Regions from separate parts of the Homo sapiens genome. Here region 1 is linked to region 2. The links are chromatin contacts, found by Hi-C or POLR2A ChIA-PET in ENCODE. All regions are on one chromosome and are shown on one strand. Each heading gives the region's core, a stretch centred on a gene start or an enhancer-like site at or near the end of the contact. The rest is flanking DNA. Distances are from core to core; before and after follow the strand shown. Region 1 holds the start of PDE1B (phosphodiesterase 1B). Region 2 overlaps GPR84-AS1 (GPR84, ZNF385A, ITGA5 and GTSF1 antisense RNA 1).

Region 1 (6,675 bases), core at 3,894-6,393, 130 kb before region 2:
AACTCGAACTCAAGTCTCCCAAAATTCCCCATGCCCTTCCACTACCACCACTCTGCCTCCCTGCTTCCCTCCCTCCAGCCACCTATCCTGACCAGAGGTTTGTGAAGTTCTTCCTTGGGGCTGAATTTGATCCCCTACCTCTGCACCTTCCCTTCAACTTAAGGCAGGAATTTTCTACCCTCTACCTTCCCAGAGATACCACACAGTCCTCATTCAAGACAAAGCTGATGGAGGAAATAGAGACAGGAGACATTTGATGGAAAAGTGGGGTATGAAACCGAGGGAGAAGAGATTCCCTTTGCTATGGCTGGAAGCAGAGGAAGAAGGACTAATCTGCTGAGGATAGCACTAAAAAACTGTCCCCACCAAGGCATGAGAAAAATGACACTCCTTTTTCTCCAGAGGTCCAGGGAACCATAGTTTATGCTGCAATCTTCACAGCAGCTCCACATCCATAGACAGAAAAAGGAGAATGGCAGCATGATTTTCAAAACTGGTAAGAACCATAGAAGATCACTCCATGGGGCCTATACAAAAAGAGGGCAAAAGCCAGGGTTAAACCAATGAGGCACCCAGTCTCAGCTTCTTCCTCCCATCCACTGGATCTCCCCAGGAATGTCAAAAAATCTCAGTGTCACAAATACATACACAAGATCACACATAGGTATTATCCCATTACCTACATACACACATACATCATCTCATAACTAGGACAATTTCAGGTATTCAGGTAAGTGCACACCTTCCCAATATATTTATTATTACACATGCCACTTATAAAAACAGACACATCTTCATGGAGCTCTGTCCCCAGCATACATATCAACCTTTACCCAAACACATGTATACGTGTCAGGCAGGCATTCACAATTTCATCCTAACATATCTCATTCACACAATCCAAACGCCACAGTTTCTGGATCCTCTCTGTAACTCCTTCAGTTCCAGGCTCTGTCCTGAGGTCCCTAAACCCCATATCTTTTAAGCATCACCCTCTCAAAAAAACAGCATCATCATCATCTCCCTTTCCTCCACCTCCATTTCCTACTCCTCCCCCCGCCACTCAACAAACACGGAGGTATACACGCACCACAGAACCAGAGACAGAACTGGACCTCGTAACATATGTACATATATTCACTATTTCATTTGTTCATTCCTTTATTTAACAGCATTTATTGAGTGCCTGTTATGTTCAAGGTATCACACTAGACTCTGATGAAACAAAGATAAGCAAAAATAATCCCCAGTGGGGTCCCTGCTCCAGCTCATCTATAATGACCTTGAACCACAGCATAGAACATTGAGCCTAGACTTTGAGGGTCCCGAGTGCGTACCATGTGGGGAAAGAAAAAGAGAAAGGGACTATGTCTATACTGTCCCAAAGGAAGGGGGAAGTTCCATCTGTAAAATGTAAAATTCCAAGAGAAACTGGAGCAGAGAAAAGAGAGTGGTGTTTGTACCATCCTGGGAAAAAGAGAACTCATATTTATGCTTTTCCTATGTATATAACCCCCCTAAAGAAAAAATGAGGCAGAAACCCAGAGTGGTAGAATTTCATCACTTGGGTGGGTGTAGCAAAACAGGGAATACAGAGCCCCCTGCCTCTCTACACCACTTGATGGAGTTGAAGCAGGTTACAAGCTCTGTAGGAAGAGGGACTATGTCTGTTTTGTCCACCACCGACTGTATTCTCAGCATCCAGCATGCCACCTGGTCCATAGAAGGCACTCAAGAAATAGTTGTTGGATAAATAAATGAGCTGAGGATGGCAAACCAATGTCTGCTCATCGTTTTTCTTGAATCACAAAAGACACAGAAAATCATTTCTATCTCTTCTGGTCTTCTTCCCATTCCCTAAAGCCCTCTGATCTCAGAGAAGGGTGGACAGCCAAGTCAAATACTTCCTCTTAGGGTTACAGATGCTGAAAATCATCCTGGCCAACTCATCATCTCCAGATGGCCTCTTTCACCCTCTCTCATGCCTCAGTTTATGAGTTTGCTTAATTAGAGAAATTGTTCTGAAAATAGGGGTAAAATCACACAGTTAAGAGATTCTCTTCAGCTCATATGATACAGATTAGATTCTGAATTTATTTTTGACAGGGTCTTAGTGTGGGAAACAGAATTCTTGGATGCTCTTCCCAACAAAAAATTGCCCTGCACTATTATATTAGTGTGGGCTTTTTATCCAGAGTCAAAAACACCAGGCCTAGTCTCCCTGAAGAAAGTCTGGATGTCCTGATTAGAAATTAAAAGGGTAGAAGGGGGGGAATAGGATGTGTTGAGTAGAAGAATCTAGATAGATAGTTAGATAAATACATACAAGTATATATGCCATGTTTCCATTTCCAAGCAGTACCCAGTCCTAAGATAATCATGTCTATTTCCTATTTCCAGACTTAGCAACCCCTTCCCACCTTGACCAAAGGGGCAGGGGGATCTTTATTTCCACTTAAAAGGGGGAACATCTCCTTTCTCACCTATTCAGAAACCATCCCATTGAGAGGGTTGGGAAACTCCCACCTCTTACCCAGCAAAGCCCTAAATCCTTTTATTTCCCTTCATCTGATAGTCAAAGCCTCCCCAATATTCAAAAAGGCAAAATCCAGTAGGCCATCAACATAGATCAAGTTGGGATCTACCTTGATTTCAAGGTCTTTCTCTGCTTTAAGGACGTAAGACTGGGAATCTATTCCTGCCAATTAATAATCCGGAGATTGTACTTTTTTGGGTAAGTTATATTACATGTAGCTAGCTTTATTTTTTACTTGTAAATTTATTGTACAAAGCTAGCATTCTTAAGGACCAGACTGCTGAAGTGAGTGAAGACCAGAATGATCTAATCAATAAGAATAGGGATCCTTGTCCACCCTAATCTCATGTAAGGACATCTCAGCTAAGGCACTCTGGAGAGACAGATGCCTCTACTCCCTTCTCTTCCCAGGTTTCATGCCTCCTTCTGGGAATCCTCTTCTCTCACCACTGAGCACTTCTCACACTAAAGGAAGAAACAACAATTCATTTTCAGGAAAGGCTTTTGGTTAGAAATGTGTGGGAGATAGTGAAACTAGTAATACCCACTCTTTCGCAGGGCCCTGTTACCTGGAATACAGGCAAGGTAAGTATGATGAGCCACTAGTGTTAGGGGAGCCATCCTGAATTCTCCCATTTATGGACCTGGGGCCCTTCTTTACCTTTCAACTACTTCCTTATCTGCCCCTTTCCCCAGCTCATTTACCATTAACGCAGCGTCATTTTCTATCAAGAATCACACAGTGCTCCTCCCAACAAAAATCAGTTCAATCTGGTTTTCCATTTCTTCATCCCAGAACTCATTCCAAGGCTGTGCTTCATAGAGCCCAGCAAATTGGATTGGCCAGAGGCAGCCAAGGAGGAGGACTGAGAAGTACATTTGGATTCCAAGCCTTGTTGCCCACTATGCCTCAGTTCTCCCTAACGCCTCTCCAAGTAGCTAGTGTATAAATCAGACCCATCTGCCATAAAAAGGTGTCATCTTATCACCATAGGTGAAGTATTTAAAGAACAATACAACATAAGCATCTATCCATCCCCTACCCCCATCTCTCCCTCTCCCAGAACCCAGAAATAGAAAGCTTCGGTGCTCACTATGGAGAACATTGAGGAGGAACTGGGTTCAGGGCTATGTTTACTGTGTTTCCTCTCTAAACATCCATAGTCTCCTATCTGTTTCCTCTTTCCTGGGGCCATGGATTCATCTCGGAGAGAGGGACATCTTCTCTTGTTCCCTGATTAAGAATCAACAGACTGCGGAGATTTCCCAATGGCAGCAGCTGACTGGGAGATAAACATGGTGCATGGCTTGTCTTTGACCCAATCCTCTTTTTTTTCTAAGGAGCAGGGGAAAAGTTCCTTTCCTCCCCTGGGACTGGAGTATCAGATACCTGAGTTCTTCCTTCCCCCATTTATTCCTCCCCACATGCCCTGGTACTGCAACAATAGGAAAAGATGCCCAAATGTGCTTGGAGATCCTGGAAGACCCTATATAAACAAAAAGCCTCTGATTAAGCCAGTTACCTTGCCTTTGTCAATCAATATTTCTTCACCATCATCACCTCCTTCAGCTTCCAGGTGGGGGCTCCAACCCCCCCTCCAGATTCCACGTGGGTCCCCTCATCATTAATACATAGAGTGAGTTTCCAGGCCCCAAGAGATGAGCAGCTCAGGCATGGGGTAACCCCCACCCCACTTCCTGTGCATGAGGCAGAAACTACCAATCCCAACTGAGATACATATGACCCACAGGTTGGCACAAGTATTCCCATGCAGTAGATCTACAGCTGTGTGCAATCACTCCACATACCTCTGTGACCCACGCTCACTCATGCACACACATGTCATGTGGCTCACATCTGCACAACTCTGCACATGGATATGTGTGAGTCAGCCTGGCACCTCTACTGCCCTCCTGCAGCCCTGCCACACTGCATATACTGTGCTGCCTCTAGGCGCTGCGTGTGTCAGCCTGGGGTCCACAGGCACAGGCACATCGTTACCTTTGCAACTCCTAAGCCCGCTCCAACTGGCCAGCTTGCTCCGCACATGCCTTGCACATGTGGCCTGGCCACGCGTGTCAGGGCCGTGCTTCCTCGCACCTGCCAACATCTGTGCCAAAGAGAATCTACCAGCCCACAGCCCTGCTCCAGTTATCCCCCCTCCTCCTCCCGCTCAGGCTCCCTAAGGTCCCTTCCCCCCATTCCCGGGCCGGGGACTTACAGAGACCGAAGCTTAATCCACATCTTCTTGCTGGGGGCTGACTTCAGCTCCAGGGGTGACGGGCAATCCGACTCCTCCAGCATCTCCGGAGGACTGCGGGGGGACAGCTCCATGCTCAGCCACGGTCTACGGAACAGAAGGAGGAGACAGCACCTCGGCTCAGCTTCAGCCCCAGCCGAGAGACCCTCACCCCCCATCCCAGGCCCTTCCCACCTGCGGCTGGCGTGGACCAGCCAGGCCGGTGTCTCTAGGCTCGGCCCAAGCTGGCAGAGCTGCAGCTCCTGCGGCTCCTCCTCTCCCGCTGCCCAGCCGAGCTTTGGGCTCCCAGTCCAAGCTCTCCGCACCGCCGCTGCTGCTGCCGCTACCGCCGCCGCCGCCGCGCGCTGCCAGAGCCGCCTCCTCGCCTCTCTCCTCCTCCCCCGGCCGGGTTCCCCCCTCCCTCTGCTCTCCCTCCCTTCTCCTCAGCCTGCCCGCCAGTCTCTCACTCCTCACAGCCACTCCTCCCCCTCCCAAAGGAACGATTGGAAGCCGGGGGCACACACAGACAGAAGCGCCCAAGGGCGAGCGCACGCACACAGGCGCCGGGGACGAGTGGCTGCGTGTGCCCTGTACTGGCGGATGTGAGTGCGTGTTTACAGAGTGCAGCGGAGGCGGCGGGCTGGACTTCGGTGTGGGTGGTTGTGTGGGTTCTCTCCGTGTGTTTTGAGTTTCTGTGTATGTGGTTGTGGTTCCATGTATCCACGTGTGCCTAGCTGCCTGCGTGTCCCATGTCTGAGTGCGGGGTAGGGGATGAGCACACATCTTTCCCTGCTAGATCTGGACTCGGAACCCAGTCGGACCAGACCCCACCTGTGCTCCTGTCTTGGAAAAGTTCAGGGTGTGCCCTGAGCTGTGATGGCATCCCACACTTGGCCTCGGGTCCCTCAGCTTGATCTTCCCCACCTGTCTCCAAGACTGTGGCCTTCTCCATGGTACTTCTGCCTGCCCGCCTAGCAGATAGGAATTTCTTCCAAGTTCAAAGCTCTCCAGAGCAGGCATCTTTTTTTTTTTTTTTTTTTTTTTTTTTTTTTTTGAGAAGGAGTCTGTGTCGCCCAGGCTGCAGTGCAGTGGCGCGATCTCGGCTCACTGCAACCTCTGCCTCCCCAGTTCCAGCGATTCTCCTGCCTCAGCCTCCTGGAGTAGCTGGGACTACAGGCGCGGGCCACCACGCCGGCTAATTTTTGTATTTTTTAGTAGAGATGGGGTTTCACTATATTGGCCAGGCTGGTCTCCAACTCCTGACCTCGTGATCCGCCCACGTCGGCCTCCCAAAGTGGTGGGATTACAGGTGTGAGCCACCGCACCCAGCTTAACATCTTCTTCTTTGACTAGGTAATAACTCTACACAGCCAGGAAAGCATTCCTGATATCAAAACCCCTCCTGAAGCACTTCCAGCTCATTTTTTCTGTTCTGTCTTCAGAGAAAGAAATCTAGGAGCTAAAGGCCCAGCACAAAACAGCCTAGCTGGTTAATAAACATTTGTGGAAGGAGTGAACTGGAATTTGAACTCAAGACCTTGTAAAAGGGCAAAGCCTCCTCCATCCAACCGAGTCCTACCTAGGACTCTTGCAGGAACCACCTCTCTTGCTCCATATTGTTCTCTCCCTTAATGACCACCTGCTTTGGCATTGGGGAAACTCCTATGTCAACAGAAAGTGGAGATATATTCACTAACTACTGAATCCAAAACAGGCCACTAATCCAGGATCCCAGAATGTGAATTTTAATTTCAAAAAATTCTGGAGGTTGGAAGGAGGAGTGATCAGGAGAAGGTATTTACTCTGTTCTAAATACTGAGTGGAGGCTCCTCCTCTCCCAGTCAGAGAAGGAGAAAAGAAGTGAAATGGAAGGGCGAAGAAGCGGATGAACTGTCACAG
Region 2 (7,175 bases), core at 4,323-6,822:
CCATAATAAGGTCAAACCACTGTTCCAAAAGTGGCTGTCTCCAGGACACTGCCCACCACCCACAACCCCCACTACCTCCCCCCAAGTCCAACGGCTGGCTGTGAACTCCTCCTACAGGAACCCAGCCAGTTCTGGGGAGACTGCTGGTGAGGGGGGGCCCAAGGGTGAGTAACGGTTCCCGTGGGGATCGGGGTGCCCATGACTAATCAATGAGAGGGTGAGAAATAAAACTTACATTCCTTGACTTGTAGGGCAGTAGCTGGAGGTGGGAGGTGGGGCAGGGGCAGACTGAAGCAAGGACAGCCAAGTAGGGACGCAGAGCGGGAAGCGAGGCTGAGGTGGGGGTAGGGAGTCCTTCCAGCCCTGCTCTCTCCATATCTCAGGCTGAAGGAGAGGCAGGCCCCAGGTAACCAAACACCTGGGTTTCTGCTTCCCATCCCCTGGCAAATAAGCTTCTCCTCCAGTTCATTCAATCCAGGGCTACAGACTTTGAATGGGCTGAGGGAAGGGCACACTGACATCTCATTTGCATTCCTCAGCCCCTGCCCCACTCATCTAGGAGTCCCTATGCCCAGAAGACCCGGCTTGGAAAAACTCCGCTGTGCAAGGCTGAGAGCCAGACTAAAGGCATAAAAGCGGAAATGAGCTGGGAGCCAAGATGCTGAGAGAAGGAAGGAAGCCAGTCTGCTGCCACAAAGGAGTCAGGAAAGAGAGGGAACAAACAGCCAAGTGCTTCCTGCCCATACCCTTCCCTGCCTCTCCACCAACCTCCTCCAGCCTGTCCAGACATCTCAGGCCCAGGGCAGAGTAGGGAAAGGAGTGCAGAGACCCACACGAAACGCCCTCTAAAGCTTCCAGCTCAGCAGCCTTCATGGCAGAGGCCGGGGCTATTCTCACAGCAGCCCCTGCATCAATAGCTAGATGATCACTCCCATGTTAGCCAGTTCCAGAAGCTCCCTTACCCCAATTTCCTCCACCAAAGTGACCCGTTCCTCTCTGTTTCAAGCTTGCTTTCTCTGGCCCTCCAGTATCTGCAGTTGAAAGAGAACACCATGAGTTTGGGAAGGGATGTGGTAGTGGGGAGGGTTGGGAGAGTTGTAAGAACAGGCAGCCCTCTTCCCCAAACTGCTATCTCACCTCCCACTGCACTGGCAAGAGAGCAGGGGCAATCACACCTCACACACACACACACACACACACACACACACACACCCCCAACTTTAGCCTATTGACAGATCAGGATACAGATACCCCACCCATGCAAATACACCAACACAAGCATGTTCAGGTTTTCAGACCATACACACACAGAGAGGGAGATTTTCACCTCACAGGCACATTCACATCACACAGGATCTTTTCCCAGCCTGGCCAGCACAAATGGTGAACATGGGAAAGATGTAGAAACCTGGGTCAACTTGGGCCCAAAATATATTCCAGCTTTGGCCCTTCTCCAGGTCTGTTTCTCCATTCCTTGCTACTCCCCCAGGGCTTTCCCATGCAAAACACAGGAGAAGGCGGAGAGGAGGCACCTGAGGGTGCTCTGTTCCTAAGCTGTGATACTCAGTCAACTCTGTCTGGGTTTCTGGAACCCAGCCCCCCTCCCTGAGGTGATCACATGGAAAATGTCCAGCTGCGGTTGCTTGGAGAGATGAGCTCAGCCAGTCTGAGTGGGGCTGGGGGCCTGGACTCAGCGTCAGACTTTCCACTTCGGACCTTACCCCTCCTCCCACCTCCAAATACCACTCCAGGGATTCAGGAGCAGGAAAGGGGCCAAAGGGACTTCTGACACAAATGTCGCAGTCTTGGACTGGTTCAGAGGGGAAGGGTGGACACTGATGAAGGGCGGAACAGATCTGGAAGCACCTCTAGTCTGCTTCATTCCTGCCCACCCACTTCAGGGAAATAAATCCAAAGATGGACCAAAAAAGACAAGGGAGACTAGGTTGCAGTGTAATAAGTGGGGGGAAGATGACTTCAGAAATTGGTCCCCCGGGGTGGGAGTGGGAGGGCAGGGAACTCAAGAATAGATTCAACTCAATGACCCCAAAATGACAAAGGACATAGAAAGCTGGGTCCTAAATGGGAAGCTGGGGGTGGCAGAGGAAGGAGCAGACCAGTGTTACACTGCCTCTCATTGGCCAATGAAGAGTTCCTGACCTGGCAGGAGGAAAGGATTAGTCTCTCCATCCAGTCTTCCAAAGTATATTTCCCACTCTCCATGACTCTGCACCCCTGCCCTCCCTCTCCTCACGTTCCTTTCCCTCTGTCCCCCATCTCTATTATGCGCTTCCCCTTTCCTTTCTCCTTTCCTCTCTCCTACCATCTTTCTAGGATCCTCCTTCCTGGTTCCTCCACCCCCTTCTCCTTCACCAATCCCTTGCCCCTCTGTCTTTTCCTCTCGCGGAACCCTCTCTGTCTACCTCTTTGCTCTTATTTATGTCTCCAACCTCACCCATTTCCCCCTCCTTCTCCCTCCTTTTTCTCCCCAGCATAGCCCACAGAGCTTTATACATAGTAAGCACTCAAAAATATATACTACTTAGATCAATGGCACTTATTAGTTAATGTCCCTTGCACAATTCTAGGAATCTTAGAGCAGACAGATCTTTAGTAGTTAAAATGTTGGAGCCATGAAAGGTTTTGATCTGAGAAGTAACATCATCAGAGCCTTGGTTTAGGAAGATTAATTTGCCTGCAAAGAGTAGGGTGGATTTCAGGGGAAAATGAGACCCTTTTTTCATTTTCTCTCTTTCTTTCTTCAACTGTTTCTTTCTCTCTGACTTCTTCACCATCTGACAGGCTTCCCCACCTGGCCATAACTTCTTCTCTCCCTTCCATGAGTCTTCCCTCTTTCCTTGAGTTTTCCTTCCCTTTACCCCTATCCTGCCCTTCCTCCTCTCAACAACCCCCCTTCCTAGAACATCTGTAAGCAATTGGCTTGTAGAGAGGGGTAGGGTTGAGATTTCCCAGCCAGCTGTGGGGGTGTGGCCAGCCCTGGCCGACTGGATGGAAGAGTGTGGCCTGAAGGGAGGGCCACTCTCCCTAGAGGTGAAAGCTTGGAGTGCCATCCCACCGTTCCTGTTCCTAGGCACCCAGCCCTTTAATCAAACCCCAAACTTCTCTTCTTCCCAGGTCAATCTCATCACACACCCCTTTTCTATCTCAGAGACCTGGAAGCCCTAGCCCTACCTCCCAGTTCCACAATTCTGTCATCTGGAACCCTCTAGCCACATGTAGATTAGAGACTGGAAGAGGGTACCCAACCTCCCAACTGCTGGACATCTGTTGAAAGGAATATAAACTGAAGGGTCAGAAAGCTCCTCCTCTTGGCTTCTCCCTTAGGGCTTTGAAGTCCAATCAAGGACTGAGGCCAGAGGTCGGGGGTGTGGGTATTCAAAGGACAGAATGCAATTCAACCTTTACTGCAGGTAAGGTAGGAAGTCCAATATATTTTTGTACATTAGACCCAGAAGTAATCACTTGTGAATTGTGAATGTATAAACTGTATACAACATTACTTTCTTTTATACTATTATCTCAATTTAGTAAGCCTCAACCTTGGAGTCCAGGGGTTAAGAATCTTCTAAGGCTTTGTTCCTCCTCAAGTTATAGCTCTGGAAGAAAAGGAGGGGGCTCTGCTTCCCAGGAGTGCTCCATATTACTGGGCTCATAAATCTCAGCCCCAGAGACTCTCCATTTTACTTTTATGCACTGGCTGCTGGGGACACTTGGAACCTTTGCAGGAATTTCTGTAAACCCCACTTATCCCCTAGTTCAGCACCCCAACAGGTTAGCTCTCCCTGAAGAGAAAGGCAAGGGGATGGACCTATTCTTAGCCCTGTACATGATCTCTGGAAAACAAATGTGCTCATTGTGAGGTGATGATGGACAGGGAGGAATTTGCAGCCAAGGAAGGAGTGTATGTGTTTGGAGGTAGAGAGATGAGGAGCGCCAGAGGTCCAGAGAGCTCATGAGGAAGACTTATGAAAAGCAAGGAGAGGGACATGCTGTGCCCCATCCCCAACTTTGTGCCATTGTGTTAAGGACTAATGGCACACTATGCTCTACACATACACACACACACCCTGATTCCTACCTGATCAGAGATGCTGTTATCTCTATAAAGCCAGAAAGAGCTGAAGCTAGTAACATAGCATGTCTGGGTTTGGAGTGCAATCGGTGGCCCTCCTGCCTTCCTCCCCAACCTCTTTCCAATGCCCTTTCTGTCTGGGATTGATAATCCTTCCCAAGAGAGGGCTGGAAATGGCAGGCAGACTTGTGGAGGTGGGAGGGAACGCCTGGCTCATCCTCAACCCCTCATAGCCCCAATCGGATGTGCACTGGGAATCCTGGTGCTCCAGGTCCCTTCCTGATGGGCTCCAGATGTGCTTACATCTGGGAAGGCCATCCCAAGAAGCTGACACTCCCACCCACAGCTCCCACCCCGGATGGTTCTCTCCTCTGACTGCCAGGCCTTTGAGCTGAGAAGATTCAGGCACCCCTTTCCTCTCCAGAGGTAGGTACAAGGCAGCAAAGGGGAGAGAAAGGAAAGTCATGGGGGTGGCATGAGTAAGCAAATAAAATGAGGTCAATGCTTAGGACACCCCAGAGGATCTTATTTTCCTTTTAACTTCCTATCTGGGGTTGTTACATTTTGCCATAGCATTCTGGTGCCTCTAAATATGCCATAAATAAATAAATAAATAAATAAATAAGAAAAACTGAAGAACTTTTGGAAGAGAAGACATTAGCAAGAGTGGGGGAAATTCCTTCCCATTGATCTGCTTAATCTGGATTCCTGGGTCTTATATCTTGTATCCCAGTGTCCTCTTAGCTCTGCTCCTTTCCTGTCAGTGCCCATCCCCTAGTCCCTGTCTCCATGTGCCTCTCCAACCTAGTCTCGCCTGGAAAAACTCCCAGTTTGGTCTCCACAGAGGTATCTAGTCACAGGTTTTTTTTGTTTGTTTGTTTGTTTTGAGTCTGAGTCTCTCTCTGTCGCCCAGGCTGGAGTGCAATGATGCTATCTCGGCTCACTGCCACCTCCACCTCCCGGGTTCAAACGATTCTCCTGCCTCAAACTCCTGAGTAGCTGGGATTACAGGCTCCCGCCACCATGCCCAGCTAATTTTTTGTATTTTTAGTAGAGACGGGGTTTCACCATGTTAACCAGGCTGGTCTCAAACTCCTGACCTCAGGTGATCCACCCGCCTCAGCCTCCCAAAGTGCTGAGATTACAGGCGTGAGCCACGACATCTGGCTCTAGTCACAGTCTTAATCACTGGGTTCGGAGTCCTGGAGCAACAATAGAACCCACGAATCTTATTGCTAAGGTCTGCTTTTGTCACCCTAGTAAACATCTTCCATCCACCCCTCCTGTGCTCTGTGCAAACTGGGGATAGAAAAAGGAGAGGAGCCTGGGTTTATTTTAGGCATAGGACACAGGGGAGGGGTTTCTCCTGGGTCAGACAGCGGGTAGGGATGGTGGAGGTGACTCACAGATGATAGAGCCCTCAGTTCCTCTAGGCAGAGACCTGAGTCAGAGAAGCAACAGAGCCTGAGGGTGCAAATGGTCTACTCCTGTACTTTCCAATTTCCCTTTCTTAGACATACACGCACACACACACAGAACAACTCCCCAGCTTCAGCAGTCTCTGGATCCTGGTATAACTGGGCTCCTATTCTACTTCTGGAAATCCCCCCACCCCCGCCTTCAGCTTCATAATTTTCCTAAATATCCCACCTTCCTTCCCTCTGTGAGATCCAACTTCTTTGTTTGCTTGTTTGTTTTTGTCTTGTTTTGTTTTTGAGATGGAGTCTCGTTCTGTCACCCAGGCTGGAGTGCAATGGTGCAATCTCAGGTCACTGCAACCTCTGCCTCCCAAGGTTCAAGCAATTCTCCTGCCTCAGCCTCCCAAGTAGCTGGGATTACAGGCACCCACCACCACGCGTGGCTAATTTTTGTATTTTTACTAGAGACGGGGTTTCACCATGTTGGCCAAGCTAGTCTCAAACTTCTGACCTCGTGATCTACCCACCATGGCCTCCCAAAGTGCTGGGATTACAGGCATGAGCCACTGCACCCAGCCTAGGAAGTTTTATTTCATGGACACCTCAGCCTCTACCACCTCTACCCAATCAGACTTTTTACAGCCCAACAAGACCTGAGTCTGTTTCTTAAAACCAAGGCATCCAGCCTTAGTGTTCTCAGAATTTCCAGGCATTTGAGAATCTTAAAGAAGCCACTGAGTCTCACCCCAGAGAAATCACATGCATATAAACAAAAACTTCCATCCAGTTTCAGAGGATTAATGGATTGTATACCCAATCTTCCCCCACCCCACCCCAAGGACAATGGATCTAGGTTATAATTCCTACTCTAGAATCTTCCCCCATACCTCTGTAGAAACCCAGCCGGTTTACAGGGCTGACATTGCAGTGGGAAAAGCAACGGCTCTGAAATCTACTGGGATTGGGTTTGGATTTACCTCTGCCCCTTTCTGTTGGCCTTCGCTTAGTCACTTCTCTCCTTTAGGCTTCGATTTCCTAACAGTAAAATGAGGATCATGATACCTTCAGTGCTGGATAAGTTGGGATAAATGGGATAGAGGCAGATTAAAGGTCAAGCCCAGGGCCAGGAATACAGCATGTGCTAAATAAACCATTATCAGTACTCCCCACCCCTCTTCCACACTACTAAAATTCAGCATGACCCCTGGCGTTAGAACTTGCACCTGTATCCTGAACTCCTCTGTGGAAATTCACTCTTGTGGTTCTAAAACTCCAGCCTTCAGGGCAAGCAGGCTGGCGACAACAGGAGCCTGCTGAGTGTCCTGGCCTTGCCCTTCACCCTTCTTCCTCTCCATCAAGCAGACCATGATTAATAATGGTCAGTCATCACAGCAAATCATTCCTACTGAGCAATGAAGGGACAGAGGGTACCAAAGAGGTCAGGTTTAAGAGAAAAAGCAGAGGCACTTGGAGACACACAAACTTGGCCAGAGAAAGGCTGAGAGATATACAAGATAGAAAGAAAAAGCTGAGAGGAGATAGATCATTTAGAGGGGCAGTGGGCTTAGAGGAGAAGGCACTGGGTCTGGAGTCTAAACACTTAGGTTCTAGGCTCACCGCTAACTGGCTAGCCATATGACCCTGGACAAATCACTTCATCTCTC

Evidence for each region. Hi-C counts contacts between places; a loop is a spot of excess contacts on that map. ChIA-PET counts read pairs that join two places held with the same protein, here RNA polymerase II (POLR2A). Pooled maps may share reads with other maps.
Region 1: a loop to region 2 is called in a pooled map, with 3 times the contacts of the local background. The contact joins the promoter of PDE1B here to the enhancer-like site in region 2. A Hi-C loop is called at or near these places in 1 of 50 pooled maps. POLR2A ChIA-PET finds 5 or more read pairs at or near these places in 8 of 52 experiments (HCT116, Panc1, T-cell and 3 more).

What each region holds. Positions count from the first base shown.
Region 1 is chr12:54,548,069-54,554,743 of GRCh38, reverse strand. PDE1B (phosphodiesterase 1B) reads right to left here and starts at 5,143. Exons shown (of 16, transcript NM_000924.4): 1 at 4,972-5,143; 2 at 4,759-4,884. The coding sequence starts at 4,871. NCKAP1L (NCK associated protein 1 like) reads right to left here. Exons shown (of 31, transcript NM_005337.5): 31 at 6,501-6,675. RefSeq lists an enhancer at 3,965-4,593 and a silencer at 5,159-5,218.
Region 2 is chr12:54,421,713-54,428,887 of GRCh38, reverse strand. GPR84-AS1 (GPR84, ZNF385A, ITGA5 and GTSF1 antisense RNA 1) reads right to left here. Exons shown (of 4, transcript NR_120487.1): 3 at 963-1,031. Among named protein-coding and RNA genes, the nearest start is that of ITGA5, 6.0 kb to the right of the region's middle. Within about 2 kb of position 5,572, at least 5 of the 41 ENCODE cell types and tissues checked have a DNase peak (open chromatin) inside an H3K27ac peak, as active enhancers do.